3 separate regions of the Mus musculus genome follow, and regions 2 and 3 are each linked to region 1. Evidence: chromatin loops called from intact Hi-C (ENCODE). Cell type or tissue: gastrocnemius. All regions are shown on one strand. Each heading gives the region's core, and the rest is flanking DNA. Links, peaks and the distances in the headings are about the cores only.

The links. Hi-C counts contacts between places; a loop is a spot of excess contacts. Peaks named below come from ENCODE experiments on the same cell type or tissue, not always from the same donor. Only the 100,000 strongest peaks of a DNase experiment are listed, where the experiment ranks them.
Region 2: a loop joins it to region 1, with 2.4 times the contacts of the local background. A loop is called at or near these places in 21 of 42 quality-filtered maps.
Region 3: a loop joins it to region 1, with 11 times the contacts of the local background. A loop is called at or near these places in 6 of 42 quality-filtered maps.

What each region holds. Positions count from the first base shown.
Region 1 is chr9:120,596,499-120,606,990 of GRCm38, reverse strand. It overlaps Gm34323 (a long non-coding RNA gene), which reads right to left and starts at 5,121. Exons shown (of 3, transcript XR_003948277.1): 1 at 5,002-5,121; 2 at 2,882-3,015. RefSeq lists an enhancer at 2,458-5,082. In gastrocnemius, for the core only: CTCF peaks have their summits at 4,003 (motif pointing left) and 5,354 (motif pointing left); DNase peaks (open chromatin) are centred at 4,003, 4,316, 5,052, 5,343 and 1 more place; H3K4me3 peaks cover 962 bases; H3K27ac peaks cover 1,104 bases.
Region 2 is chr9:120,932,189-120,942,680 of GRCm38, reverse strand. It overlaps Ctnnb1 (catenin (cadherin associated protein), beta 1), which reads right to left and starts at 9,281. Exons shown (of 15, transcript NM_007614.3): 1 at 9,043-9,281. In gastrocnemius, for the core only: a CTCF peak has its summit at 6,140 (motif pointing right); DNase peaks (open chromatin) are centred at 6,140, 8,378, 8,954 and 9,329; H3K4me3 peaks cover 7,732 bases; H3K27ac peaks cover 4,111 bases.
Region 3 is chr9:120,685,623-120,696,114 of GRCm38, reverse strand. No RefSeq gene overlaps it. Among named protein-coding and RNA genes, the nearest start is that of Gm39458, 15 kb to the right of the region's middle. In gastrocnemius, for the core only: a CTCF peak has its summit at 4,257; DNase peaks (open chromatin) are centred at 1,478, 4,355 and 5,007; H3K4me3 peaks cover 1,328 bases; H3K27ac peaks cover 2,976 bases.

The DNA of each region.
Region 1 (10,492 bases), core at 1,086-9,085:
TTGAAATTGGATTTCCCATTTTTATCCTTAACTTTTGAGTCCCACATTGAGATTCCACTTGTAGCTGGCAAAACTATGCCTCTGTTAGAGCATGAGGCAAATCGTAGTCAGCTGCTACAGACCGTCCAAAGCAGCCCCACATCCTTACACCTGAGATTGAAACAAAAGCACATTGTTATAATATTTCTGCACTTTCTTTTTTTTTTTAAAGATTTATTTATTGGTTATATGTAAGTACACTGTAGCTGTCTTCAGACACTCCAGAAGACGGAGTCAGATCTCGTTACGGATGGTTGTGAGCCACCATGTGGTTGCTGGGATTTGAACTCCGGACCTTCGGAAGAGCAGTCGGGTGCTCTTACCCACTGAGCCATCTCACCAGCCCATTTCTGCACTTTCAAAGAAACCAAAATTTCAGATTTTCAAAAATAATCATATCTCATCCACCTTTGAGTTATAGCACTGCAGCCCCCCTGGTGAAGCCTGCAGAACTGTGGCCCAGCTCTCCCCCTGGCCTTCCCGACACCCACATCAATGTCCTCCTCGGCTCCACATTTACATAAAGGTCTCTTATGGCCTGGGAGTTTGCTCAGCAAGCTCATACGTGCAATCCCCAGAATACATACGTAAAAAAATAAAGGGGGGTGGGGGGAGAAAAGGAAAGGAAAGAAGAGAAGAGAAGAGAAGAGAAGAGAAGAGAAGAGAAGAGAAGAGAAGAGAAGAGAAGAGAAGAGAAGAGAAAAGAGAAAAGGACAGGCATGATGGTGCTTGAAATCTATCTCTGTTGGTCCTGGGCTCCATGGTCCTTCAGGTTGGCCCAATTGGTGACCCCAGGTTCCAGTGAATGATCTTGTCTTATATTCTTTTTTTTTTTTTCATTTCCAATTTTTGTTAATTGGGTATTTTCTTTACTTACATTTCAAATGCTATCTCAAAAGTCCCCCATACCCTCCCCCCCACTCCTCTACCCACCCACTCCCACTTCTTGGCCCTGGCGTTCCCCTGTACTGAGGCATATAAAGTTTGCAGGACCAAGGAGTCTCTCTTCCCAATGATGGCCAACTAGGCCATCTTCTGCTTCATATGCAGCTAGAGGCACGAGCTCTGGGGGTACTGGTTGGTTAATATTGTTGTTCCACCTATAGGGTTGCAGACCCCTTTAGCTCCTTGGGTGCTTTCTCTAGCTCCTCCATTGGGGGCCCTGTGTTCCATCCAATAGCTGACTGTGAGCATCCACTTCTGTGTTTGCCAGGCACTGGCATAGCCTCACAAGAGACAGCTATATCAGGGTCCTTTCAGTAAAATTTTGCTGGCTTATGCAATGGTGTCAGCGTTTGGAGGCTGATTATGGGATGGATCCTGGGTGTGGCAGTCTCTAGATGGTCCATCCTTCTGTCTTATATTCTGAGGAATGACACTTGGGTTTGTCCTTTGATCATACACACGCACACGCACATACATGCATGCATGCACACAGACACATACACATTGAGAGAGAGAAGAAAGGGAAAGAGGGAGGATCTGCCCGTTCTATTGTTGTCCTTCCCTTATCTGTCAGGGAGCAACTAGAAAGTCTCTGAGAAGAGGACATGGAGGATGCTACAGACTGAGCTACATTCCACTAATCCCACATGCTGGCTTACTCCTCGGTCATGGGCCTATTGGGGGAGGCAGAGGGTAATTAAAGCTAAACGAAGCCATAAGGGTGAAACCCTGATTGAGGATGTTGGGGTTCTATAGAGAGGGACATTGACAACTTATGTTTCTTTTTCCTGATCCACAGAGAAGGGGTCACAGGAGGGCACAAGAAAATCGTGGTCAATTTATAAACCAAAAGGAGAGACTTCAGAATGGGGTGAACCTGACCTGTTTGGAACTCACAGGTTCCAGCTTCCAAAACAGTGGGAAAATGAGCTTCCCTCCAGCCACAGAGTCCTGCACCTGCTCATGGGCTAGGGTCCTGGAATGGCCTCCTCTGCATTGATCAAGGCCAGTCGCCAGGATTTTGTTCCAGAAAATGGAATATCTATGACTCTGGGGAAAACTCTGTCTTACTCCACTGGAAACAAGATGAAGTCATAGCCCAGAGGCAGGAAGATCAGGAGTTCAGACCCTCCTCAGCTACATAGTTTGAGGCCAGCCTTAACTACATAAGACTATGTCTCCAAACAAACAGGGCCAGCAAGATGGCTCAGCAGGTAAAGGAGACTGCTGCCAAGGCTGTTTGGCCCCTAGAAGCCTCTTGGTGGAAGGGGAGGACTGACTTCTATTAACTGACCTTTGAACTCTACAGATACACTGTGACAATCATATACTCATCTATAAATAAATTCATAAATAAATAAGAGTAATTAAAAAACAACAACAAAAAAGCCTTTTTGGAGCAAGGAGTCTTCTGACCCTGGCTACAGATCCTCTAACAGAAAGGAGTTCCGCAGACCTCAGATCCACTTGCAATCACAAAGGCAAGAACCAGCACACAGGATAGGAAGGACTTGCTCAGTGTCTCCTGGGAACTGCAGTTGGAGACCACACTCCGCCCCACCATCCAGAACTGAAGCCCAAATGGAGGGGAGCAGAGCAGGAACCCAAGGGCTACAATAAATACTGGGAAAAAGAGTGAAGAGCTACCCCAGGATGTTGAGGAAAGACAAAAGACAGGGGAAAGGCAAAAGGCAGGGTTGAGACAGCCACCTGAGGACCAGCTCAATCTAAAGGCAAAGCAGGAATGGGGGCGGGGACGGGGACGGGGACGGGGGCTGGGGGTGCTCAGCTGCTCAGGATCGAGGTGAGAGGCTTAGAGAGGAGCAGTCTGTGCTGAGCTCTAGGGCATCTGTGAGCGGGGCCCCTCCCACCCATCAGCACCAGCTAGGAAGCTCACCTGTACAGGTGGGGCTCTTCGTGTCCACACAGGCCTTTGCCTTAGGTAGGAAGTTCCGTGTCTATTTTGGGCCACCAGCCGCCCCAAGTAGTGGTTATTCGTTCACGGGCAGGACAGAGCTTCCAGCCTGACCTCTGGAAAGGAGATCGCTAACAGTTGCTGAGACTTATGATCCCCCCGCCCCCCACCATACACACACACACACACACACACACACACACACACACACACACACACACACCTTCGTAGCCACAGGCCACTAGAGTCAGAATGTGTCACTTCCCACAGAAGCAGTGACTAGGAGCAGCTGTTAAAGGTGGTGGACCCTCCTTAAGGCTTCCCTCCCAGCCCCCGGGTTCTATCCCTCAGAAGCCTGGGGCCACCCCGCAATACAATCTTACAGTCATAGCTTCACCTTTCAAAGAAAGATATTTAAAGATGTGGGAAGAAAGGGGGAGGGAACGGGACAAGGGGCCGCTCGGGCTTTGGCGGACTGATTTCTTTTCGTGGGGGCAGGGAGGGGTGGTCTTCCTCTGTTTCACCCCCACCCCCCAAAAAAACCGCCAGCGACTGAAAACTGGTTTTGGATTTTAGATTTTTCTAATTTCAGATCAACGAGATTATGTGTTTACAGTCATCTCGAGTCAAATCAAATCTAAACATGGGGAGTTATTGTAGATTCGTGGGGTGAAGAAGTGGGGGGGGGAGCTTTGAGTCACATGACTTTTATGCGGCAGAAACTTAATGAGAAACACACCACATTCCCAGAACCCTCTTTCTAGTCTGGGCTCCCGCAGAGATAAAAGGTCACAAGAAGAGATGGAGGGAGCGGGCAGGAGCCTGTGGAGCCGGGAGGCGCTGTTTGACTGGAAAGTAGGCCCAAATTTCATCCGAGCTGCTATCGGCTGATAGTCTAACTGATTATTTTCTTTGAATGCCAGATGTGAAGAGCCTTCATAAAGGAACCTCAAACATCATCCATTTAAAAACAAATCGACCCAAGCAGTATGCATTGTGGCACAAAAGGGAACTTTGCAATTCCAGACTGTAGGGAAAGCCGAGCAGCCAGGCTGGGAGAGAGGCCCGGCTGAGACTGCATCCCACTGCTGCCCCCTGCAGGCCGTGAGCCACAGAGCAACCGAGGGAACCGGGCGGCTCGCCCTGGGTCAGCAGATGCAGTCGGAGCCTGGAAGGATGGCTGCAGAGTTCTGGGCTGGGCGTCTGCACACGCACAGCCTCTTACGATCACTAACGCTGCAAGGTGGAGACCTCAACCGCTTTTACAGGAGAGAAATTGCATAAGTCTGTGAACTGAGGGTCGTTATCAGGAAGCTGGCTTATCCAGCCCTCCTCCACACTTCAGTGTCTCTTCCATGGGCCTGTGTCCAAGGATCTCCATCTCAAGGCTCCTGTGTCCAAGCTAAAGCCAATGCACCCAAGAGGAATCTGGCCCGATGCCCCAGCCATGTGCATGCAACTACACTGAGGATACTAACCCCTCCCCCGCACACTGTACTTCTGGAGACAGGCTTCATCCCTAAAACATCTTAAACTGCCAAGCCAGAGTTCAAAAAGACTTGCAGAGCTAAGAACATCGGAGCCACCTCTGATTCCAGCGTCCTACTCCTCTGCATTTGTATGCAAGCACGCACCGCCCTGGCTGTTCATTTTTACATCCAGAGACTGACTGTATACACCGTGCACAGTCCTGGGTGCACTACAGGTCACTATCAGTCACTGGGGCCCAGTAACCTCTAGGGCTGGGCCTGGCAAGGCCGTTCCAAGTGAAGCACCGTGAAGTCAATGTGGGGCCCGCGGCAGCCAGGCCCCGCTCTGCGCTCTCCGGTCCTGCTTCCAGAGACACTGTATGAGATTGGTCTAAGGCTTGTCGTGCCTCCTGAGTATTTCTTCCTTTGCTGAGAACCCTTAAAGGGCACCAGCCTCATCTCTCATCACGACTCCTAGTCCGGTGAGCTGGGAGTCGATCTGCTCCCTCCCATCACAAGGCCTTTGCCCCAGGTTCCTCTATGGCTGTCTGACCTGTCAGTCAAGTCCTTCTCCACACACTGTTTCTCCCTTCCCCCATGCCCCACCCCTGCATTCCTCCAGTGCCCACTGACCTCTCGTCACTACACCTCTGGCCACCTTCCTGTCCTCAGTGCTCTGGAAAGCATTCAGCAAATATTTGGCCACTGTTCCGCAAACGACTTCTCATGTACAAATAATCCCTAGTGGTCAGGGACTGCTCGAGACCCCACCTGTGTGTCTGTTTGCTTTGGGATTGTCTCAGACGTTTCCTTCAGTAACACGCCTTCCTCGGGGCTAGAGACAGAGGCTATTTTAGCCCAGTGTTAGTTGGTCATAATGACCTGTGGCCAGTCCAGGGAGGAGGCAAGGCCAGCGACTCCACAGGTTTTCCCTATCTCTAGGAAAAACTCTCCTATTACCAGCCTGGGCCGGCATCTGAGCACCACCTAGTGGCAGGTGTTGGTCATGGCATCCACTTTGCCGGCCCTTCCACAGCCTTTTCGGATAAAACGAACACTTGAAAAAGTTCCACAATACCTCGTCCTTGAGAATCGTAAGGAAGCCCAGTAATATGGGTAACATTAAACTGTTGACAAAACATGTCAAATGCTTGACTGAACAGCCAGTTCCATTATCTGTTTTAGTATGATTTGGAACACCAAGCATAGAAAAATAATGCAGGCAATGGCTAATTACAGTTTTAGTTGCTTCTCCTGTTAAAACAGTTGCATCTAGAAAGCCTGAAAAGGTGTCAATAGTCACATGTGCATATTTTATTTTTCTAAAGTCAGAAATATGAGTATCTATTTGCAGTAATTGATTAAGTATAAGTCCTTGGGAATTAACACCATTATGTGGTACATGTAGGAATTGAGGAGACTGAGAACGTCTTTACAATTTGACGTGCACATTCAACAAAAATACCAAATTATCATCTCAAGCCATTACTAGTTTGATGAGGAAAGAACGAGATTATATGGCCAATTGTTCTTGTGTAAGGCTTATAATCTGCCTGGGGTACAAATCTGCTGTGGCACTGCCTTCAGGGGTCTTGTCCAGGCAGTCCAGGATGAGTTCTTAAATGTCCAAAGGCAGTCCTTTAAAGGAACAGTACTTTCTCTTAACTTGAGTTGTATATGCATAAACAATTGCAAACTTTGAGAATTAGCAGTATCTAAAAAAAGGAACAATTTCAAGCAATTGTAAGCCCATATATATATATATATATATATATATATATATATATATATATATACACATAATCAGTATACAAATTAAAAGCTTGAGTTTTCAACACTTTGAAAACACTGACTATAGCACGTAGTTCAATTATCTGTGCTGAAGTAGAGGGAAACTCGAAAATCATGAGAATAAACATGTGACCCAATCACGTATACTTCTCTCCCACAGAAGGGCTGTTTATAAATACAGTAGATACATTCTTTATGGGATACATGCATACATTTACAGGGACTACAAAAGCATGCATACAAGAAAAATTTAACAACTTGTCTTTTGGATAATGATTGCCAATTTTACCTAAAAAGTTTGCTATGCAGTAGGCCAAATATCAATATTCTTTTTTTTTTAAAGATTTATTTATTTATTTATTATATGTAAGTAAACTGTAGCTGTCCTCAGACACTCCAGAAGAGGGAGTCAGATCTCGTTATGAAGATGGTTGTGAGCCACCATGTGGTTGCTGGGATTTGAACTCCTGACCTTCGGAAGAGCAGTCGGGTGCTCTTACCCACTGAGCCATCTCACCAGCCCTCAATATTCTTTAATAACCAATTTAATTGCTATTTGAAACAAGGAATAGATGTCTCATCGGGTTTTTTAAGACATTCTCTCCAAAATATTTTCATGATTCTATCCTACAATTCTTTATTAACCCCACAATGGCTTCATAATAGGATTTTAAAACTTTACTTGGAGGTGAAGAAAGGTGAATCCACATTAATGCTCTCTTTTGCCAAAGAATTGCTGTGGGCACATTGAGTAACAATAACTAGAATAAGCAGCTAACAATTGATAACAGAATCTTCCTCTACTTTCTGCAAAGCTATCCTGCCTCTCACCAGTTAATTTGCATCTCCCTTGACAACATCCCACAAAGGCTTAAGTCCTCCTGTGGGGAGCTGAAGGTGAGGTCTTAGCCAATTAACATCTCCTGGAGCCTTATGAAAATAATTTGAAGTAAGCAAATCATCTTTTCTTTCTTGAATTTTCTGTACCACAATTTTTCTAGGATATAACTGAGGCCCCAAGTATTGAGAAAGATATTTCTTCTGAATCTTTTCTGGAGCAACAACTATTCCCCCAAACTTTAAAGCTCGTTGTATAAGAGCAAAGGTTTGTAGTAACATCCCACCAGAGTGATCAGCTAATAAATATTCTCCATATAATAAACAATATACACTGAAAGATTCACAGTCCTAGCTTCTAGGCAATTTTTTTAAAAATATAATGTAAGGCTATTCGCCATTCCTAGACGCAAAACTTTCCAGTGATTACAAGCTCCCTAGAAGCAAACCCTTTATAATTATCAGGATACAGAGGGAAAAAAACAACCTTCCAAATTCATAATTCTACATGGAGTAGGCAGGCCGGATTGCAATGCCTTCAGAAGTTACACAGCCTCAATGACCTTTCATAAATCGTAAGTTTAAACTTTATTTTGAACAACACCTGGATTGGTCTGTAATAATGTTGTTTTGGCTTAAAAATAATTCCTGGAGGTGGAGGCGAGGTGAGGCCCCCAAAACTTCCCTAAGCAGGGTTTGCAAAATAAAAGAAATGCCACACAAGCCTGGCTGAAGCTGCTCTGAGCTTTGCATTATCTCAAATGTAAATATTTCTTAGTCTGAGCATATTGATAACCCCTCCTGCAGTGAGGACAGGTTCCAGGGGAGCAATTCTACTGTCTGTCTATGCCTCTAATTTTTGGACAGTCTTTCCTAAGATGATTTATACTTAAAATATTCCTTATAACCTTGGCGCTATGAAAGCATTGCTTGTACTGTAGTCCCCTGCAAGGCAGCAACCATAGCCAAACCCTGATTATACGAGGGTCCAATTTCTGCACAAAGATCTGCACAAATATCTAGATAAGTCTGTCTTGCTTTGTATGGCTGGATGGCCGCAGCAAGCTGCATTAGCACTCTCATAAGACAATTGTGTAACAAAAGGAACCCCTGCTTGAGGGTCTCTGAAAATTCTACTCGCTCTTTTTAGTAGCCTACCCACAAACTCCTAGTCCATCGGGAGCCTGTTTGATAACAAATAAATTCTCACTGAGATCTCTTTTCCAAACTTGGGGGGTTAAATTTTGCTTCTACCACTGTATCCAATAAAGGTTGTGTAGAAGGAGTAGCAGGCCCATATGGGTCAGAGCTGTTTTTAACTTTTATTACTCTAGCAATCATCCTAATTACAACATTTTGGTGATTTAAGAACCCTGAGCTTGCATTCAAACTACAAACTGCAGCCAATGGAACACTGGCAATTTAACCATAATTTTTAAGTTTCTCTTGCAATACTAGAGCATAACCATAACTTCTGGAAAGCAAATCCCAATTTTAAACAATCCATTCTCTTTAAAATCAATATCAAAAGCATCACTTTTATGTTACAAAGTTTGGCTGACAATTTATATATGAATACATGACAGTGCAACTTGTAATGCTTCATTAAAGAGACTTTGTTTTAAATCTTATCCCTTCTAAGTCTTGTTTCTAGGATAAGAATTACATAAAAATTTATCCCAATTTAGAAGTATCTTTAGAGGCCTGGTTTCCTGGGCTGGTTCATGTCATGTGTTGTTGTTTAAAATGACTCCAACCTTGAGTTACCAGTTTTAAGCTAACTTTCTTGTTACCAATGTTACACTTTTTTGATCATACCCAATAACTTATAAGCCAATACTCTATGACCAAGACATGCAGAGCATATTTATACCTTTAAGACCAGTCGGAAACCAATCGAAGTGGCTATGCAAATCTTATAAATTTAGACCAAACAAAGAATTTTTACTTTTGCTAGCTATAATTTCAAGAGAAAAGGCACCTTGTCATTTGCTGAATCCAATAGTCACAACTGCAGAGGTCTTTCTAGGAAAAAAAAAAAAAAACAACTACCAGCTTATTTGCTTTAGAACTTAAGAAGCTGCTGGCCCCCTTTAAAAGCAGCTTTTCAGTAGGGCCTCTCCTGCTGTGCTTGACTCCTGGCAACACACAGGGTGCAGGGCAACTTAAATCAGCCTCCGCTGTGCAAACTGAGACTGAATCAAGAGATGGATAGCCAGCAGATGAAGTTTTAACCATTTTTTCTTTTCAACAGGAAACGTAGAACAACAGTGATTCAGACAATGAAACAAAAACAGACACAAATTGACATGTGAACAGATTGGTGCACCAAGGACAGATAATACAGAGAGGGAGGAGAACTTGATGTAACCAGAACTAAGGATGTCTCCTGTAGGGGTCAGAGAGGAAGCTGGACATCTCCCGATTCCCTTCTGTCCCTGGGAGAGCTCCAAAATCCACTTTCCTTCTCTCTTGATCTCTCTCATGTTACTTGTATATCTAGCATCTCCTTTCTTTCATTGTTGTTAGTGGTGGTGGTGGTGGTGGTGGTGGGTTATTTGTTTGTGTTTTTACTCATTTTATTTTATTTTATTTTATTTTATTTTATTTTATTTTATACCCTACTCCTCTCACCTGGTGCAGTTCTTGACTGTAGACAATTGCCTATGTAGTGAAAGATCCCCATTTCTGGGGAGACCCTCGCTCAAGTCCCGGGATGAGCTGACACCCCAAGAACTTGAGAGAAACCATTCTTGATGCAATATCGCATGAGGTTTATTCGGGAAGCAACATGCTGAGGCCGAGCTTGTAACCCGCACAGGGGCAGAGGAGATCGACCCCCAGCAGTTGCAGTCGAGGGTTTTTAAAGAATAAACCGCAAAGTGAGGGGAGGATAAGACCACAAAGAATGGGGAAGCTGAGTAAACATAAGAATGGGGATGACGAATTACAGCTCATCTCTCACGGAAAGGTTACAGGCTATCTTTGGCAAACATTCTTGGTCCCTTACACAATGAGTCAGGTGCCTGGGTGGGTCACCCAGTGGTCATCGTTCTCTCAGGCTGAAGGTGAAAGAACAAAGAACTCCATGCTGGGCTTCGTTTCTAGGGGTCTAAGAAACACATTGAGTTGGGGTCTTACAGTAGAATTTTCCAGTCCCATTTTCCACTGTCAACCCCTAAGTGGGATCAGCATTGGGTCAACGCTGCCCCAACTTAGCCCGTATCCCTTTGCTCATCTGTGCCCTGCCCCCAACCCTTTGCCATATGATCTATAGAATCTTACCACATGATCTATAGAATCTTACCACATGATCTATAGAATCTTACCACATGATCTATAGAATCTTACCACATGATCTATAGAATCTTACCACATGATCTATAGAATCTTACCACATGATCTATAGAATCTTACCACATGCTCTATAAAATCTTACCACATGCTCTATAGAATCTTACCACATGCTCTATAGAATCTTACCATATGATCTATA
Region 2 (10,492 bases), core at 1,636-9,635, 340 kb before region 1:
GACCTGAACTTGCTATATAGCCTGACCAGCCTCTGCCCCCCCCACCCCCCACCCCCACTTGTGCTGGTTCTCAGCACTGATGGTAACACTAGGCCCTAACACAGCTTGCAGGAGCAATTCTTTATAGAGTCAGTAACAAAACTGAGTATAGGGAAGAAAACCGTGTCAAGAGGGATGAAAGATGAGTACTGGAGCTTAAGCAACGAGGTCTGGTAGGGAAATGGTGTCCATCTAAAGCCACACCTGGGGGGGGGGGCTATCACTTATCAGTGGCTGTGGACATTTAAGATTAACTTTTTAAGATTTTAGTTTTTCAGTGATGCAGCTACACTCTAAGTGTCTACCAGCCACGGGTAGCTGAAGCTCCATCAAGACAACATAAACACTGTTCCCAGTACCACAAATCATGGGTCTAAGTAGGAGCTGAGGCAGTGTTAACTGGAGGATGGCTCAACAGTGAGGTATTTGTAGATCTCCTTGTCAGGAGCATTGGCTGAAAGCAAACAAAGGGCAAGGGATCTCAAAGTCGCTGCCCATCCAGTTCAGATACAGAGAGCAGGAAGGCCTGTGAGGGCAAGAGAGCAATACAGACTACTTGACAGGCCATTTTCAAACAAATAAGGGAGGGTGGTTTGGTACTTTTTTCAAAACAGGGTAAACAGGTGACAAGGGGAAGGAATGATGTGAGCCCATAGTGTTTCCTCAGTCTGAAGGAGACCCAGGGAAGACAGGACGGTCAGCACAGGAGGTCATGCTATTGGTGCAGCTGATGTACCACCTCTGGCTAGGGCACTGAGTCCATTTAAGGGGAACAAAGGCATCAACCACAAGGCCTCAGCAGCCAGAAAGCCCCATAATAAGGTGGTAGAGCTACAGCAAGAAAATGATGAATATACCTGAGAGAAAAGTGGGTAAGACTTGCAGAGAATTTGAGCACGTTATGAAAGGAGAGAGAACAGCTCAGCTCTAACAGTGAGTTGGGAATGGGAGCAGGTGGGGTCAGCTTCCAACTCACTGCTTGGGGTGTCTTCCAGCACTCATGCACTATGGAGAAAAATCAAGAATTTACAGGAGAGAAATCAAGGCTAGATTTGCAAATCAGAGTATCTATTTAAAGCTGGATCCTGGGTGAGTAGGAACCAGACAGGGAGGATCAATGACTAGCCCTTCATTCACCTCAGACATGCAACATAGATAGGTCAGAGAAAGGAAACAGCCAAGGAGCTGCCAAGGCTAAGAGTGTAGAAAGCTTGCCCAGGTATAGTAGACTCTTAAGTCAAGTTCCAAGCAATTGTAGGAACTGGGCTGATGCTACAATATCTTAAAGGGGGCCTAAGCCATGAAACATGGTGGCCACTGACATGAGTTGGGGGTTTGGGTGGACTTAAAAAAAATCATTAGTGCTTTAAGTCACATCATGTCCATATGCAGACAGCAAGAGCCAGGCAGGTCTCAGAGAAGCATTGAAGAACAGGAGGGAGAAGGATGAGCAATGATGCTCTTGTTCTGGCCACATCCACAATGATCATCCATCCAAGGGAGTTCTTCCAATTCACTATTCTTAGCAATGACAAAGCAAGAACAAAGCTAAGTGGGGATGGAGGAAGTGGTGTGGGTCAGAGGGGAGAAGAGTGAAGTGAAGCACCACAAGGAAGGTGAAGAAGCAGAGGCAGCACTGGGCATGAAGTCGCAAGGGGCAGGCTGTGGGGTCCACAGACTGAGGAGCAGGGAAGCCTGTGACACCATACGGCCCCATAAACTGAGTCTTCGCTAGAGGATTGGGAGGCTGGGTGCTTGGAATGAGATGAGGAAGGCAAAGTTCTGAGTATGTAACAACAGGACTGTGGGGCTGAACTGAAGGAGAAAACAGTATTACTAGAGGAGTCAAGGAACTATAAGATCAAAATCCCAAACACAACCCTATAAACAACCTTTTGTAAGAACATAAAACAAGATGTCATCACAAAGTCGTGCTGGGGACAGGGTAGCTGAACTACACAGTGCAAACAATGCCATGAATCGTTTATGTTCTAGAATTACCCAACAGAACCCACACTACCAGGAAACAATTCATAGGCCAGACCACACGAGTTGACACAATTCTAAATGTGTATTACAAGGAATTATGACTGGTCTAAAGGAGATCAAGACAGTGAATCCAGTGCTGATGAAGAGTTCCAGGCAGAAACCTGAAATATAGACCATCTGCAGGGCGATGTATAATTTGAAGGCATCATCAAAGTTTGGAGTCTGACACAATGATCAATGCCAAGTTACAAGACCCTTGAGTCCAGTGGCCAGAAGTATGTAAGAAGAGGCCACACCTCAACTAAAAGTCACAAGAAACTGCTACAGACACCTTGACAGGCTTGCTGGTGATCAGCGGCAAAAGGATGGCAATAGGTTATCCCTGCCGAGGCAGAGTGACAAGAGTGACAGTTGTCAAGAAAGCAATATGCCCCTTACTGTCAAAATGGACCCTTGATGCAATGGATCAGGTCATGGGTTCCAACTGTGCCTCTAGTTGAAGAGAAAAGGGTAGGTAACCAGTCTTCATAGAAATTTCAGAGAGAAATATGAACTGTGACACAATGGCAATTAAGGAAAAACCCAAGCCTTTCAGCACACAGGCAATCTCTAAGCACCCCCTCAGAAGACCACTTTTCTTCTGTTAAGTGATTACAGCACCCTTACTCAGTCAGCCTCCATGGTGGTAGGTAAAATTGCCTCCAGCATTAACACCACCACTTTTTGCCCTCCAGAGTGTCTGCAGCTCTTCTTGTATTCCTAGATTTCAACTGCAATTTCCTAGACAAGAACAGAATCAGACAATGTCCAGAACTTTAGGACCCAGGAAATGTAACAACACAACTAAAGGTAGGTAATAAAGGCCTCTAGCAGATAGTTATCAGGCATGGAGTCACAATTTGGCTAAGTAAAAACCTAAAATACTCCTGCCATGGCGGACCTCCTCCTTCCTCCCAAGCCCAGGGAGTTCTCAAGTTCTGCCTCTGTCTCTCCTACCCAGCCATTGGCTACTGGCATCTTAATTTACCAATCAGACTAACTGGGGGCAGGATCCCTCAGTGTCTTCCACGCAGACACAATAAGCAGTTTTGGGGACCAAAATTAACATTTTAATGCAAGCAGCAATAAGTCAAACCCACTACAGTGGGTCAACAGTGTTTAAAAACCATTCAAGAAACCCTGTGGTGTACACTTGTTTACAACAGTACATCCAAACCATGAGGGAACTCATTCCTGAGCCCTTGCCGCTCTAGTTCTGGAAGGGGGCACAGCTCTTCACCTGCTTAATCTGTATTAAGGAAATGTTGGAGACCATTTGCAGCCACCACCCTGTAACAAATTCTTACTCCAACCTAAATATGAGATCCTCAAACTGCACTTCCAAGACATCTCGCAGTGAACTCCATTCCTTATGTTTTATGTGACTAACGCCCATAAGCATATATTCACTTATGGGTACACAGCACCCATCTCTTCAGCTATTGGAAAGTCTGATACTACACATTTTTAAGTTAGTCCCAACTCCATCTTTTGTACTCTTCCTTCCCCTTCCAACCAACCAGCAGCAATCAAATCCACTGACTCCAGATAAGGTCTCTGATGGGAGGACTTAACATGGAATAAAGGTTATAAATCACAGCCTCTTTAAAACTGTTAATATATCTGTTATAGATCAATTTTTAAAAAGACTATCAATGCGAAAACTGAGTTAAATCCCAAATAAAACCAGAAGAAAAAATGGGAAGTGCTTGAGGCAGCTTCCAACAGAATCTAGACCAGTGGTTCTCATCCTGGGGGTCGTGACCCCTTTAGTGTCCAATGACACTTTCACAGGGACCACTCAAGACCATCCAAAAACAGATACTTACAATTCATACCATTAGCAAAACTACAGTATGAAGTAGTGACAAAATACTTTTATGTTTGGGGACACTACAACATAAAGAGCTATGTTAAAAGGTCACAGCATTGGGAAGGTTGAGAAGCGCTGCTCTAGATGGTCATGGCTTTCTTATGGCACTGCATGGTAGGAAGTGGAAACGCATAGCCTTCTGAACCAACGCTGATAAACCACAACCAGAAAAGACCCTGGAATACTACAAGACCCTAGCTAGGTGCAGTGTTGCATAGTCTCAGCACCTTTACAGCAGCTGCAGAAGAGACACAGGACTGTGGGACAGGTGAGTGTTCTAGGACAGATGTACAGACCCATGTTGTGCACATGGTTATCACAGCTACAGCGCTGTATTCAGACATACTTTTGTTGTTTGTTTTGACATGGTCTCATTCTGTACTGCAGGCTGTCCTCCTGCCTCAGCCTTTTGCTGTGACTTGCAGAGCGAGCCACATCAGGCTTCGATGATGCTTTTGAATACCAGCTGGCTGTATCAAGTTCAGCCAAACTCTGCCACATAAACAAAGACCACTTCCACACAAACATAAATTGATCAAGAACAATGCTCTGCTAAAATAAAACACTCACCTGACCTCCACCTCAGCACTGTTTCTAAGTTTGGGACTAGCCTAATACTACACTCAGCTTAGAGCCTTCTAAGTGAAACTATGGAAATGGTTTAAAGGAGCCGGTGAACTGACAGACTATGCACACAGCATCTGTGGGGCTTCTGTAACATTCACCTAGCACGTTGAGTCTGGACATTTAAGACCATGTAGAGCTGGACTTAAGCTACTTCTCCACCAAGACCCATGGGTTCACTAGCCCTGGGTAGTTGGCCAGGTTTCCAGCACCAGGCATTTCCCCCTTGTTGAACTGGTTCTATATCCAACTAGAAATGGTTACCCCGAAATATGCAATCCCATTACTGCACCCTTAGGGTTTATCATGCCACGTTTGTCATGGTTGTGGTTTGAAGGCATCATAAGCTGCAAAGGACTGTTGGTTGCCTCCCTCCTTTGGAGGCTTGTGCTGTGTCTTCTGGTTCCAAGAGAACTAGTAATCAGGTAGAGAGCATCCTCTAGGCCTTGGTATAAACAGGGACTTACCTTCTACTTCTTGGGGGCAACCAAGGGTAACAGCAATAGGCTATTAGCTATGTTCTGGAGTCTAGTGGACAGACCTGGCAACATTTCAAAAGAGGGCTTTTCCTGCCTACTAGTGGGGTTTTTGTAGTCTCCCGTATTTGAAGGGAGCATTGTCAGTTCAGATGAGTAGAGGGGCAGACCGTGAGACACAAGGAACTACAGGCAACTAAGAAATGCTGAGAGTCTTCCCTAGAAAATAGTACAATTGTTATCCAATACCAAATGGTCAGCTCTAAAAACATATAAACCAAATAGGTTGTAGTTAGAGGTGTGGGTGTGTGCGCGCGTGTGTGCCACACACGCGCACATACGTAACAATGATTTACAAGAGGCCATGAATTTGAATGAGAGCAAGGGTATATGGGCAGGTCCGGAGGAATGGAAGGGGAAATGATACAATTATTTTAAAAAATAAGAGAAGTAATTCTTAAAGTCACATTCAAATGTGACAATGCTCCCTTAAAGCAAGAAATTTCTATTCATGTTTCCATGAGTTCTGAAGGCTAAATGGATCGCCATCTCTACATTTGATTTTAGCTTGTTTCTGAAAAGCAGAATCCAAAAACAAAATTTAAACTCTCAAGAATCCTTCATAAACTGACCATTTCACTTCAAAAACTAATTCAGAATATGCTTCACTCTATTATCCTGGCTGATTTGAAATGGTATTTTCAGAAGGGACTGAACGTCACTACAGGGGTGGAAATGAAGGTCTATAAGAACGAAAGCACTCTGAGTGTGCAGCAGAAAACCTTCCCACTACCAGTACTGCTCTGACTTCACCCGAGGGAAATACACTTGTGTTTTACAGTGACAGATCTTCACTGGGAACTTAAGAATTTCACCTCTATTCGTCATCCTTTACTCCGAGAAGCCTGAGCATTTGGTGTCTCACACTGTAAGCAGATGTGCCCTAGACCACCTGTTCTCTCACAGACGCTCCTACCCTCCCAGGCCAGTCTTTTAACTGTACTGAGTACTGTACGACTGGTTCTCCTTACAGAGTAACCAGGATCCATTCCACACAAACTTGCAGAGATCGAGGAAAAGTGACCTGTGTTCTGTCCACCGGAGGGCGCTCGGCATGACTAGAGCACTGCCGTCTCAATTGAAACTGGGAAATGTGTCTTAAGAGACACAACTAAGTCCTAGCAGGACTGCCTACTTCCTTTAAAGGCCTTCTCCCCATGGAAGATTAGATGCTTTCTTCCAGAATTATACCCCAGCAGAAAAATCAGGGTTCTTAGTCAAGGGAAGCTTGATTTTACATTAAATACAAAGGAAGATTTCTTAGGTAAACAGAGGAAAAAAAGACCTTTCTCCGGAAAGTTCTGATTCACTTTCAATTGACACAAAACACTTTTCCTTTTATAAAACTTGTAGCTAACCTAGGAACCACACCATGACCGGTGTTGCTGAAGAGCAAGCATCGCAGGGCTGCCTAACATTCCTCAAGCTGCGTCCTCTCAGGACAGAGGCTGCCTCCACAGGCCTCAGAACTGTAGCTGCTCATCTACTTTACTCTCTGTGGCATGAAGATGTCTTCAGTGAGATTGTTTTAAATAAAAAGGAGTTGACAGGGGCCACAAAACAACAAAAGAAAATGGAGTTAAAATGTTTGTACGTTTGCAAGGTTTTTACGAGTTTGTGAACACCGTTTCAGGAGTTTGTCCCTCGGGTTTGCTTCTGGCCAAGGACACTAAAAATTTACCACTAGGTGATGGGCAGAGACCACGACCTGGCCTCACCTCACCTCACCTCAGCACTGATATTTCAGTTGACTCCATCTACTTTCACTGTCCACTTCCTGCTTAGAAGTACAGCAACAAACGACTGTAAATATACCACTCCACTCCACTCGCCACCTGCAGTGTGCACAGGCTCTTGTCCATGCTCTGCCCTGAGTTTATTTGCAAAAGGGCTCCACCAGTTTTCCTGAGCACACATTTCAAAATACACTCCGACTAAGAAAGTTCCCCATCCTCCACCTTGGCGGTGGGATTCTGGGATTCTGAGACTCGTGAGCTAAGGCTTCACTCACAGTCTCTAGTCCCATCGTCACTACAGCAGTAGATACTTCCCTTCAAGCTGGAGACATAGATACCCAATATACAGTCTCTAAACTAGTGTTCTCAATCTGGGGGTTCAACAACCCTTTCACAGGGGTCACCTAAGACCGTGGGAAAACATTTACATTATGGTTCACAACAGTAGCAAAGTCAGTTGTGAAGTAGCAAGGAAAGTTTTACGGTTGGGGTCACCATAACAGTTGAGAAACTATTTTAACAGGTCACAACATCAGGAAGACTGACTGAGAAGCACTGCTCTAGACTATGAGAAATGATCACATGACAGTTAAACTCTATTTCTTCACGCCTGCATTCGATTAAATGTTTCCCTATCTGAAGATAGTCTTTTTACAGACTGTGAGGCCCAGGACTCTGTCCCAGGCAAGCTAAGCTTTCCAGATAGCCTGCTTCCTTAATTAAGGACTTCAGCCTGGGAGGGTTTGTTGTAGAGAAACATCTGCAAGTTTCCAACTTCCTTGCCACCACTAAAGGCCTTGTCCAGACTCGGCCTTGAGGACAAAGGTTAGGTAGGTCACAGAATGACTATCCCCAGTACCATCAACAATGTTGTCCGCTGTGAAAGGGCGTTCTCAAACAAACCTTGGAGGCACTTCATTTTAATTTCGGGGATTTCTGAATGTTTAAGGTGAAAGTGAACTAAATGTAACTGCGGGCCTTAACTCAAAGTTTGAGCCGGACATACAAAACCGAAATACAAAGGCCACAAGCTTAAGCAACATTAAATTAGAACCAAGAAAGCAAGCTCTTTCCCGGGACGAGGAGAGACTGCACTGAGACATCTGCAAACCTCAAGTAAATAGCGAAATGGCTTCCTAAATCCCAGACAAAACGCTTCACAACTTGGCCATGTGAAAAACATGAGGCAGACTTTATCAAAGGCAAAGCTGCCGTCTCCTCAGCTTGCTGTCTGGTCTAAGCCACCATTATTCATGGCACAAAGCTCTCGTTTCACTAAAACCACTCCTCGATTTCCTCTCGCCGACCTCCGCATACCAGCAGCCCAGCCGCTCTCCATTCAGAGCTCAGGCCCCGGGAGGGGGGCTGCGGGGGGCGCGGGGGAGGGGAGCCCACAGATGTCTGGAGACCCGAGCCCGAGACAAAGCTGCCCCGCAGCCAGCGGGCTCACCGGAGCGGGCCTGGGGTACCGAACTTGGGAGCGTCGGTTCCAAGTCTGGTCCCCCAAACAACACTCAGAACAAGTCGCCAGGCTCCCACGCCCTGGCGGTCCGCGCTCCGGCCACTCCGTCTCGCTCAGAAAGCAAACGCGCTGGGGAGAAACACTTGGAGCGGACCCCACACTTACTGGCTAAGGGCAAGTCCCCCTCCCCCAAGCCCAGGTTTCGGATCCCGCGCACCTCCCCCCCCCCCCGCCTCCAACACCAGGAGTGGCCGGTGACTCGTCCACGGTCCCAAATTCCCGCCAGGACCTCGGCCCCGCAGCCACCAACCCCACGCGAGTCCAAGAAGCCACCCTCCGAGAACACGCTCCTGACGCATCCCGCCCGCTGCATCCAAGTTTGGCGACTCCACGGCTTAAAGTTGTTTGGATTCAAACTCACAGTCAGGTCGTTGCAGGGAGAAAAAAAAATTTGTCTGTGCGTGCTCCACGAGGGACAGAGGGGACGAGCGCCAGGTCTCGCGTCCCCCCGGCTCCGCGGGCCACGGAGGCGAGGCCCCCGCCCACCCCGCCCCCGCGGCGGCCCCAGCCCGGACGCGAACCGCGGTCCCCACCCCCCACGGCGGCCAGCCGTCCATCCGGGCTCCCGGCGCGCGCCCGCCCGGCCCCGGCCCCAGCCCGCGCGTCCCCGCGGCCTCCCGCCGCCACCCGGCCCGCGAAGTTTCCCGCTGGCGCGGCGCGAGCCGGCCCGCCGCGGCGCCGCACCTCAGGCCCGCGCGCTGCTCACTCGCGGCCGCCCGCTCGGCCTCGGCCTCCTGCACTGACGGCTCGGCGCCCACCGTGCTCCGTCTCCGCCTCCCCGGGCCGCGGGCTTCACAGGACACGAGCTGACGCGGCCGCCACCGAGCGAGGGCTTAAGATGGCGCCGCACAAGGAGCGATTTATAAGCGGCGCGGCACCGTGTATCCTGCCGCTGCCGCTCCGCGCGGAGCGTTCCGCCGCGCGAGGACGAGGGGCGGGGCGCGGGCGGGCCGGGGAAAGTAGTCCCCGCCAGTCCGAGTCGCTCTGCGCGTGCGCCGCCGGGAGGGGCCGAGCCGGGGCGGGGCGTCCAGACGCCGCTCCATTGGAAACTAAAGGAATCGAGAGCGGGCCGCCGCCGCGGGCCGGGTGGAGTGCGGCCTCGGACGGCGCAGGTTCGAGGCTGCCATCACCGGTGCACCGGCCGCCACACCCCTGAACCACCATTGGACCCCACCACACTTTACCGCTCCCAGGAGTGTCCCGCTTCCCTTCCCGCTGTGCCTCTGGAATCCGGACAGGGAACCTGGGGCCCAGCCACCTTTCCTCCCCACCCCAGGAGGCCTTGGAGTCCCCAAGAGTGTCTGCGAACATCTATTAACAAGTGATTCAGCTCCACCACTGCGTTCACCAGCGTGATTCCTAGAAACCCCATCTTACCCAGACTCACTGGGTCAGTAGAACCAGGCGTGGGGACCAAGGACAGCGATTTTTCTGTATTGTTTGAGAAACTCGAGTGTGTTGCTGAGAGGACCTGTGGGTAACCTCTTAAATTTTCAAAACTAATTTTGTATCCTTCGAGAGCTCCCCCCCCCCCAAATCATGACAATAGGGTGAAGTTGGATCTTCTCTTGGAAATGGCCCCATTGTTGTCCTTCACGATTGGCACTTGTCAAAACTGGAGCAGTTGGGGTGAATTGGCTGTCTCCAGCCTATTATTCTGAGCTCACGTCTCTTCCCAAACAATGGCAACAGGGAAAGTTGCCCCACTGCCTTCTTTCATCCCAGCGCTGTAATTAACGCAAGTAAACAATAGGTCCTTATGTACAGGTACTGGCAGGAAGCCCATGCATCACTGAGGCAGGGCCGGTGCTGTAGGGCCAGCTTAGTTTTTAAATGACTCAATTTTCTATCTTAAAGACATATCACCGTAACTCTGTGAACCACCACAGTCCACCATGCTGGAGCTGCTCAGTGAGGGCCTTTGTCTAGACCTTTCCCCTCTGCAGCTCTGCTCGGATTTCCGGAGAGTAAACTCTGCTGCTGGCTGGGGCTGACTTGGCCTGCCATAACTCAGAGAGATAGAGCAGGAAAAGGTATTTTACCAAAGCCCTACCAGTGGTGGTTGCAGCTACCAACCCCTAATTTTAATTGTCACATGCAGAGTTAAAGAATATTTGGTCGATTCGTTTAAAAT
Region 3 (10,492 bases), core at 793-8,792, 89 kb before region 1:
CCTTTCTCCCTCCAATTGCTTTTCCTGCATATGCTCCAACAGCAGGAACAGTAACTACTGCAACTTATTCAAGTTGCTGGGACTGGAGAGGTGGCTCACACAGTAAGAGCACTGGGTGCTGATAGACCTGAGTTCAACTCCCAGCACCCACATGGCAGCTCACAATTGTCTGTAACTATAGCAACAGGGGATCTGATGTCCTCTTCTGACCTCCACGGGTACCAGGTACACGGTACACAGACATACTCGCATGCAAACACCCATACACATAAAGTAAGAGTAAAAGACCTTTAAGACAACAACAAAAAGAAATTGTTACAGACACTGAGGTATATTTTCTTCCACATCACCTTTAATAATCCCATTGTTCTAGCTGGAGCATTCTTTCCCAAACTAAAGACTACATTTCCCAGCTCCCTTTGCAGCTCCTTCTGAATGTGTTTGTAAATTCTGGGTAAGAGAATATCAGATCAGTTAACCCATGAGATTTGGGTCAAAGGTCTCCAACATCAGGCTTTTCCTTTTGTCTCCCACTTTTTTTTTTTTTTTTTAAATTGGGAATGGGTTTATTTCGGCTCACAGTTCAAGGCTACAATTCCTCACTGCAGAAGTCACAATGGAGCGCATTGAAGCAGCTGGTCATATTTGCATCTGTAACCAGATGTCCTGGTTGGCTTTTTGTTGCTATGAAAAAGACCATAATCAAAAGCAGCTTGGGGAGGGAAGGGCTTGTTTGGCCTTCATGTCCCAATCATAGTCCATCCTTGAGGGAAGCCAGGGCAGGAACCTTTATGGGTCAGGCTGTCTGGGTGCAGAACCTTCCACTGTCTTTATTAGTGTACAAACTTTGGCCCCTTAATTTTACCCCTTTTTGTGGGAGTGGGGATGTCATGACACCTGCCCACAACTGGATCCAAGTGTTCTGGGACCTGGAGCTTAAAAGTGGGAAGAAAGTCTTCAAGACAAGCCTAAGGGCTATTGAAGGCTTCTGAACAAGAAAGCCCAGTCCTCAAGGGTCTGCCCCCCACCTTTTGATTCTTTGGATGTCTACATGATGACAGGGCTTTGATCATCATCTTGGGTCATAAGGACAAGTTCCAGACTTGAAAACATAAAACAGTGGAACGGGTGACCCAGGGGGAGCCTTGTCCTTGGTGGCTTTTCTAGCTGCCATACTGGACTGCATACTTGTGAGAGTCTCCTACATTTGTAAAAGATAATTTCTATGTGATTTAAATCACCCCCCCCCACCAGCTCCAGGGAAGGGAAGGAGGCAGGAAGACACTCCTCTCTGCTCTAATACATCATCCTACCCCACGTGAGAAGATGGGCAGCTTATTATTTTAGCTGTATAACCGTTAAAAGAAAATGCTTATTCTTACAGCCTCTTTGATTGAGACGAAGTACCTCATTAATGCTTGATCCATCTGCCAAGGGAGGAAAGGAAGGCACTGAGCCAGCTGCCTTGGAACAGCAGCCCGAGGGCCACATGGGATGCCCTTCCAGGGAACCTGGAGAGTGGTAGGGACAGCACGGGCCTCAGTGATGTAGCACTGTAGTGTGTGTGAGGGGACTGGGCATGGTGGCAGAGCTGAACACTGCCACTTCTTGGAGCTCTGCTGGGTGTTGTTTGAAAGGACATGATGGGTGTGATATAGCTGGACTTTCAGAGCAAACCTGGTGCTTCTGGCACCCTCAAGGAGCTAGCCTGGGCCACTTGACCCCATTTACCAGCCAAAGAGGAGAGTGTAGGAGAAAAGCAGAATTTGAGCAATGTGAATGAATAGGGAGAACAGATACAAAGGTCCAGTGGACCCCAGGTCCATCTTTGTGGTCACCCCAGGTCCTTCTTTGGGTTGACTCCAGGTCCATCTTTGGGGTGACTCCAGGCCCATCCTTGGGGTCACCCCAAGTCCTTCTTTGGGTTGACTCCAGGTTCATCTTTGGGTTGACTCCAGGTCCATCTTTGGGGAGAACCCAAGTCCTTCTTTGGGGAGATTCTAGGTCCTTCTTTGGGGTGACTCCAGGTCCTTCTTTAGAGTGACCCCAGGCCCTTCTTTGGGGTGACCCAGGTCCTTCTTTGGGGTGACCCCAGGCCTATCTTTGGGGTGACTCCAAGTCCTTCTTTGAGATCACCCCAATTCCGTCTTTAGGGTGACATGAGCTTTAAGTAGAGGAAGAAGAGGAGAAAAGGTGTGTAGCCCTGGGCCAGGCGTGACCCTGATGATCACCATGCCAGCTGTGGCTCTAGAAGATGATCATCCAGGGTGTGGCCTTGGCTTTGACTCCTGGATAGCTGCCTTCTCCTGGGGTTTCTGTTCTTAGAATCCAGGGTAGATATAGATCCAGGTTAGGACAGTGACTTATCCTTGTTTTTTAGTCCTGGAAGCAGGCTGAACTATGCTAGGTAGGCAGACACAGGCATTCCTGTGCTGAGTCAGGCAGAGCTCTGAACCAAAGCCAGGGACACAGACAGGGAATGAAGGCAGAGATGGCAGGCTCCGCCCTTTTGGTCCAGGTGAAGAGTCAGCACTTTTAATCAAGAGCAACAACTAAGGGCCTCTTAGAGAGATCTGGGTGAAGTTGACAGAGTGCAGGGCACTCAGAGAGGGGAGGAGAACCATCTGAGTTGTGAGTGCAAAAGCAACTGAGATTCTTGCCGTTTTCTTTCCTGTGCTGCTGTGTTTTAAGTCTCTCTCTCTTGTTGGTATGAAGGATGCAACATTTCTTCAGGGGTTTGGGTATCCACAGTTCGCTCCCACCTGCCCTGACAGCACAGGCTTGCCATTGTGTGAATGCCAGCTTACTCTCTGCAGAACCTCACACGGCTGGCATCTAGGAACAAGAAATGGAGCCAACAGCTTTCGGCCGATGAGAGGTGGAGTTGGTAGAGGAAGTCCAACTTCTTGTGTTGGTTGGTTGGGACCCTTCACAGTTGTTCCCAAGACAGCAGCAGCCTCACTTGGGAACTCACAGAAATGGAAGCTATCAAGGTCCGCCACTACATACTGACTGAATCAGAAACTGAAGCTGGGCCCCAGCAGACAGGGCTCCACAGCTTTCCAGGCAACTCTCCTGCGTGTGCAGATATAGCCGTGCATGCTGTTTCCCAGAGTGTCCTTGCGGCTCTAGCTGCCTAGGGCTAACCTGTTTATAAATGGAGTGTGTGCTGTTCTGACCACAAGTCTCCAATATCATCTTACTCGTGAGAAAGCAGGGAAGGTTGTATTCTGGAGAATGCGTGCGTGTTTCTGCTGGTACCATATACAGAGTTGGTACAGTCTAGAGATGGAGTATTTTCCTATCTATGAATATTCATCTATCTACAGTCACACGCATACATAATTGCTTATTTACATGCAAATCCGTGGAGATCTGCATTAGATAGAAAGGAATAAAAAAAAAGTTAGCTGATTGTTGTAGAGTTGAAGCCAACAAGACTGCAAGTGTCTGACCCCATACCTGGACAAAGTACACACTCAATGAAAACAAACATAAATGCCCACGGCCCTTCAGAAGGGTGACATGTAAAGCATGTCTGGGATAGCCCCCAAGCGAAGGGGCCTAGGAACTCCGAGGAACAAGAATGTCTCAGACACAGATTTGAGGGAGAATCTGGAGCTATGTCTCGGCTCTCGCCTTCAAAATCAACCTCTGTGTTCCGCCTGTGGCCTCTGCCACAGAGCTAAGGATGTGAGAGGCACCAGCTGGCCTGCGCCTGTGGTGACCGTCCCCACTTTTCCTCTTTGCATCAGTAAAGCATCCCTCTACCCAGGAGGGGAGTGAATCTATTGCTCTGTGGGCAGATGGCTCTCTCGCTTCTGAGAAAGTAGGCTGTTTTGTTACTCTTCTCGCTACTGTGGCAGGAAGCAACCTGAGGGTGTGCTGTGGCTCACACAGCCTGCCAGCCTGATGGCGTCAAGAACCACCTTCAGACAAACCCCTCTGAACTTCTGTGAAGAAGTTTCTAGATTATTTACTTGAGGTGGTACTACCCAGCCTAAACGTGGGTGGTACTGGGATCCCTGACTGAGTACAAAGATGAAAGCGCTGAGCACAGACGTGCACGCAAGCGTGTGTGTGTGTGTGTGTGTGTGTGTGTGTGTGTGTGTGTGTGTGTGTGGTGTGTGTGCGCGCGCGAGGAACCAGGAATCCCCACTGGCTGCAAACTTCAAGGCTGGGTCCCCAGTGAGCATCTCTCCCGAGCATGGAGAAGGCACAGAAGGGCCAAGCCTCTACTACTGCCTGCTTCTACAGGAACCGCTGGAGGGAAGTGAAGAGCAGTGTGTGTAGATGCCGCCCCCGTCCCAGGCCCCGCCCCCTGCATGGCCCCAGCTAGTGACTTGCAGCCGGGACAGCCAGCCTTCTGCATCCCGGCAGGGTGCCGGGAAGTAATTCACTGCAGAGGCTCCTCCTCAGTGCAGTTTCCTGTGGCCAATTATTTTGGGAACGAGGACTGGAGGTTTGGGTGGAGGAGGGGCAGTCAAGGGCCTGGAAGCAAAAGGGCATGAGGCTGATCCGGCCTCCATGCCCTGATGTAGAGGTAGCCTCCACCCTCCACACGAACACAGAAGCGTCACATGGACCCGCATTGTGTGGCTTGGAAGTCCTCCGCTTGTACACCATCCCTCCAGAGTCAGGAACCAGACGCTGGAAGGCAGCCTTTTAGTTTTTTTTTTTTTTTTCCACTATGGGAGGAATGAAGCGGGGAGGAGGGGTCCACACACTCACACGATCCAAGTAGACTTCTCCTAGTTTGTTTTTCTGACACATTGGAAACCGCACAGTGCAGAGAAAATTCGTCTCACATGCTCAGGCCTGCTTTCCCGGAACGCATCCAGAGACGGCTGTGTCAACACTGCTCAGCCAGCCAGCCTCAAAGGGATGGGCTCTGTCAAGGAAAAACTCAACCCAGACCCTGGCGTGAGGGGGCGGCGGGGGCTTTGTGTATCCTTTAAAGGGAGAGTGGGCCTCTAAGCGGACCAGGCACTTCCCCCACCACGCAGTTGTCCCCACACCACCCCTGTATCGCAGGGGTTCCCCGTCCCAGATGGTGCTGAGCTGTGTGTGTGTGTGTTCAGCTGCTCTGCTTCCTCTGAAGCCACAGGGAGGAACCGGAGAGGGAGCCAGGAGGATGGAGGAAGCCTGGGTGGAGGATGTTCCTGGTGGCTAGAGCAGCTAGGTACCACACTGGATGCTGATTTGGATGGAGAGGAGCCTCAGAAGTGAGTCCCCAGAGTTTGAGATCTGGACGTCAACCCTCAGTGTTCAAGACCCAGATGTAACACCACCACCTCCCCCCACACCCCACCACCAAGTGTTAAGAGACCTGGACCTAATTCCCACGCTGTTGTTTGAGATGCAGATGTAACCAAGCCCTCTCTTAAGAGACCTAGCTGTAAATCTCACCCCAACCTAGCCCTAACAGATTCAAATGCAAACTCTCCCCTACTCATTCCCCTATTCACTACTGTAAATTCCCAGTGTGAGATCAGGTGTAAGCATCGGGTGTTTCTGTGAAACTGGAGCTTCCTCTGCAGACGAGAGAGAGGAGCTGCCTCTGGGCAGCCAAGGTGTGGGGCCATCATGGCTCACTGACCGTGGCTTCTTGCTACCTGCTTGTCCTTGGAGGCCTTCTACCTGTGGCTCGCTTCTTCAGACACAGTTTGTGGTTCTCAAAGCTGCCTGTGTGGTCAGGAATGTTTACAGTTTGGGATTTCAGTGACCACAGCCTACCAGGAACAGCAAGGAAACCCCTTGTTTCTCTACCATAAAGTAAGTTCCACTGAGCGCCATTGCCCAGTTCCTATGAGGGCTACGGTCGTTCTAGGGTTAATTTAGGATCTTGAGCTCTGGCCACAATCCAGATCCTAATGACACTGTAGAGTTTCTTGTCCCTCCTGGCTCTCCCCTCAGTCTTGAGCTCTCAGGAGCAGGCATGAACCGGTCAGTGGGGTTGCGGAGAGCAGAGGTAGTGGAGCGGCTTCCTCTGCCTTCAGCATCTGTGTAGTGGTGGTTGGGGCCTTCAGCATCTGTGCAGTGGTGGTTGGGGCCTTCAGCATCTGTGTAGTGGTGGTTGGGGCCTTCAGCATCTGTGCAGTGGTGGTTGGGGTCTTCAGAAAAGCTGGCTGGGAATCAGTTTGGCCACAGATGCCTGGGCTCTCGCCTCTGTGTGACCTCGCCCTGCTGGTGAATGTCTCCCTGAGTTGCTTCACTTGCCTGCGACTGTGGAGACAGTGTGCCAGCTCCCTCTACCATTGCTGAGAAAGTCAGCTCCCTGCCCCTCCCCATCACTGCACTGCCTCCACATAACCTGCTGGATACAGTCTGGCACAAAGGTAAGAGACTTACCTCTGAAACAAAAGGATTTTTCTCTTCCCTCAGCTCTCTCTAAAGTCAGGAGAAACCATCCTATCTCTCATCCGCCCTCTGACGACCATCCATAAAGCCCTAGCCTGTCACATATATGCTTGAGATTCTGGCCAAACCCTGACATCCATGTGACATGTAGTGGGTCCCCCCACCCCCACCCCCAGACTCCATTTCTTCAGTAATGGAAGGGGAGTCTTTATAGATTAAATATAATCCAGTGATGATTCAAAGCCCCATGTTGGCTTTTGGTTCTGATCTCACGAATTAGAGCCGTGAACAAGCTCTGAAATTGACCAATTCAAATTTTACCTGTCCCTTCCCCGTCTATCCCGTCAAAGACATGCTAATTTGATCTATAATGTGGCCAAAGGGCAGATATGAGAAGGGAGGAGAAGCCAGAGGCATGAAAAATCCCCAAACGGGATCATCCACTCCCTGGATAATGGGTCTTGCCTGAGCAGAATGCTCAATGAAGCCCGCTCTCCATCTCCCTCTCCCTCTCCATCTCCCTCTCCCCCTCTGCCCCAGCAAGCCCTTGCCCCTTTCTGCAGAAGCTGTAATCTCCGTGCCCTAATGCATTAAACTGTTGAGTTCCTTAGACAAAGCACTGCAGTCCTTATTTCATTCACAGGCGGACAATGTCGTTCGAAATCGAGGAAGTGGTTAAGTCTTCGTCCGCAAATAGCTGGGTAGTCCAAAGCCCTCACCAAAATGCCAGGCCAGGTTAAGTCTTCGTCTGCAAATAGCTGGACAGTCCAAAGCCCTCACCAAAATGCCAGGCCAGGTTAAGTCTTCGTCCGCAAATAGCTGGGTAGTCCAAAGCCCTCACCAAAATGCCAGGCCAGGTTAAGTCTTCGTCCGCAAATAGCTGGGTAGTCCAAAGCCCTCACCAAAATGCCAGGCCAGGTTAAGTCTTCGTCTGCAAATAGCTGGGTAGTCCAAAGCCCTCACCAAAATGCCAGGCCAGGTTAAGTCTTCGTCCGCAAATAGCTGGGTAGTCCAAAGCCCTCACCAAAATGCCAGGCCAGGTTAAGTCTTCGTCTGCAAATAGCTGGACAGTCCAAAGCCCTCACCAAAATGCCAGGCCAGGTTAAGTCTTCGTCTGCAAATAGCTGGGTAGTCCAAAGCCCTCACCAAAATGCCAGGCCAGGTTAAGTCTTCGTCCGCAAATAGCTGGGTAGTCCAAAGCCCTCACCAAAATGCCAGGCCAGGTTAAGTCTTCGTCTGCAAATAGCTGGGTAGTCCAAAGCCCTCACCAAAATGCCAGGCCAGGTTAAGTCTTCGTCTGCAAATAGCTGGGTAGTCCAAAGCCCTCACCAAAATGCCGGGCCAGGTTAAGTCTTCGTTTGCAAATAGCTGGACAGTCCAAAGCCCTCACCAAAATGCCAGGCCAGGTTAAGTCTTCGTCTGCAAATAGCTGGGTAGTCCAAAGCCCTCACCAAAATGCCGGGCCAGGTTAAGTCTTCGTCTGCAAATAGCTGGACAGTCCAAAGCCCTCACCAAAATGCCAGGCCAGGTTAAGTCTTCATCTGCAAATAGCTGGGTAGTCCAAAGCCCTCACCAAAATGCCAGGCCAGGTTAAGTCTTCGTCTGCAAATAGCTGGACAGTCCAAAGCCCTCACCAAAATGCCAGGCCGAGGGCCCAGAAACTATCCTTTCTCATGGCGCATGTGAATAAAAGAAATTTCCATAATTTTTTTGTGATTGCCTTCACAGTTATAAGTGTCATTGTGTGAATGAATACCCTTTAAATCATAAATGTGTCCAATTGGTAAATATTGACGAATTAGCTCCCCGTTTTTGTCACTGTGACCAAATACCTGATCTCAAGAAGGGGGCTTCTCCCTTCCCTTCCCTTCCCTTCCCTTCCCTTCCCTTCCCTTCCCTTCCCTTCCCTTCCCTTCCCTTCCCTTCCCTTCCCTTCCCTTCCTTGCTGATAATAGAAGTTTCTCTCCCTCCCTCCCTTCCTCCTTCCCCTATCCTTCCTCATTTTTCTTTCTTTGAAAGAAAACTAAGAAAGATGGAACAAAACTTTTTTGGTTTTTCGAGGCAGGGTTTTTCTGTGTAGCTCTGGCTGTCCTGGAACTCACTTTGTAGACCAGGCTGGCCTCGAACGCAGAAATCCGCCTGCCTCTGCCTCCCAAGTGCTGGGATTAAAGGCATGCGCCACCATGCCCGGCGGAATAAAACTTTTAAAATAGTGATGAGTAATGATAATTTATGACTAGCTTTTAAAAAATCATCTAATTGGGCTGGTGAGATGGCTCAGGGGGTAAGAGCACCTGACTGCTCTTCCAAAGGTTCGAAGTTCAAATCCCAGCAACCACATGTGAAACCACCTGTAACAGAGATCTGATGCCCTCTTCTGGTGCGTCTGAAGACAGCTACAGTGTACTTACATATAATAAATAAATAAATCTTAAAAAAATCATCTAATTATTGAGAATAAATCCTACAGCAAGACATGGAAGAACATTCAAATGAGCTTTACAGTTGGCTGGATGTCAGGGGTCTCATTCAGATTTGGGGCTTCAGAGCTCTGGGGGTGTGGAGGTAATACACTCGATCAAGGCAAGGGTGAGGTTTTTAGTTCAATCCTTGAGCCCATTTTAAAAAACTAAAGCTGTGTGTATGTGTGTGTGTGCGCGCGCACGCGTGCGTATCTGCATGTGTGCGTGCGTATGTGTGTGTGCTTGTGAGTGTGTGTGTGTGTGTGTGTGTGCGTGTGTGTGTGTGATGGGAACCTGAACTGAATTCACTAGTCTCTTTTCTGTCTGCTGGCTCTGAAACCTTGAGAAATGAATGTCTACTGTTTGAGCCACACAGCCTCTGAGAACCTGCTGAGGAGGGAGGGCCATGCTGACTGAAAGAGTACTGCCTTTAATGCCACCTGACCTGTCACTAGAGCCACCACCATGTACCCTGCCTTCCAGAGGCAGCTCCTCCCCACCCATTTTCCTCCCATGCCGTCTTCATCTCTGTCCTCACAACACCCTGATACCTCAAACCTCACCAAGCTCATGTGTCATTTCTCCAGGGCAAGAGTGTGACGTAGGCTGTTGCACCCATCGAGACCTCTGGCAGATATATGGGGAACAGAGGCCTCTTGGTCTGTCCTGAGTTGGGTATCAGACACTATTTCTCATGCAGTTACACCCTCTTCTCTTAGAGAGAGACAGAGCCCACGGTGATAAATGGTCGGGCCGAGCTTACTTCTTGTGGAGTGTGGTGATAGAAACATAAATCCAGGGTGGCCTCAGAGTCTCTTGTGTCGCCTGTAACTGCAGTCCAGGAGGCCATTCACAAGGTCACATCAAAAGTGGCCGAGCTGGGGGTGGAGGTGAGAAGGGAAGCGTTTCTCTCCCACAGCAGGTTGCTCCTGCATGCACCTGATCTGTCTCCTTGTCACTCCCCCCCCCCCCCCCCCCCCCCCCCCCGCTTTCCCAGAGGTTGGTAGTCAGGGGAGGCAGGTGCTGAGGTTAGGCAGCCACTGGAAGGTCAATTCTAGCTAGTCGGCTCCACGGGATGCGGTGGCCCCTGGGGCTGCAGAGGAAGTTAAACATTTGGACCTGCTGGATGAAGCCACTTATAGAGTGCTCTTAATAAGTCAGCTAAGCCTTCTAGTCTCTGCTACAGGGCAGCTACGGTGACCCTGTACTTGACCTTTAACCCCAATGCTCGAGGGAATTTAACATGCATCTATCTGCCTGGAGAAAAATGAGCGGACAGGAAACCTGTCATTTCTGAGGAAAGTATAAATGACCAAAATTGGCTCAAAATGTAGAAAAAAAAAATCTGTCCAAACCTGGACTCAGATGACTTACCAGGAAAAAAAAAAAACAACAAGGAAACAAACTCAAGAATATGATAGAGTTAAATTTTAAGAAATGATTATTCCCACTAGAACAATTATTTCAGAATACATGAAAATTCCCAAGCCATTTCACAAAGCAAGTTTAACCCTGATACAGAACTGTGACAATTACCATCTGAAACCAATAGTTAGCAAAATAAGCTAATCTTAGGGCTGTGAGATGACTCTGCAGGAGCTTGCCACCAAGTCTGACAACCTGATTTCTGTACCCTGGAAAGAGAAAGCCAACTCCCTAATATTGTCCTC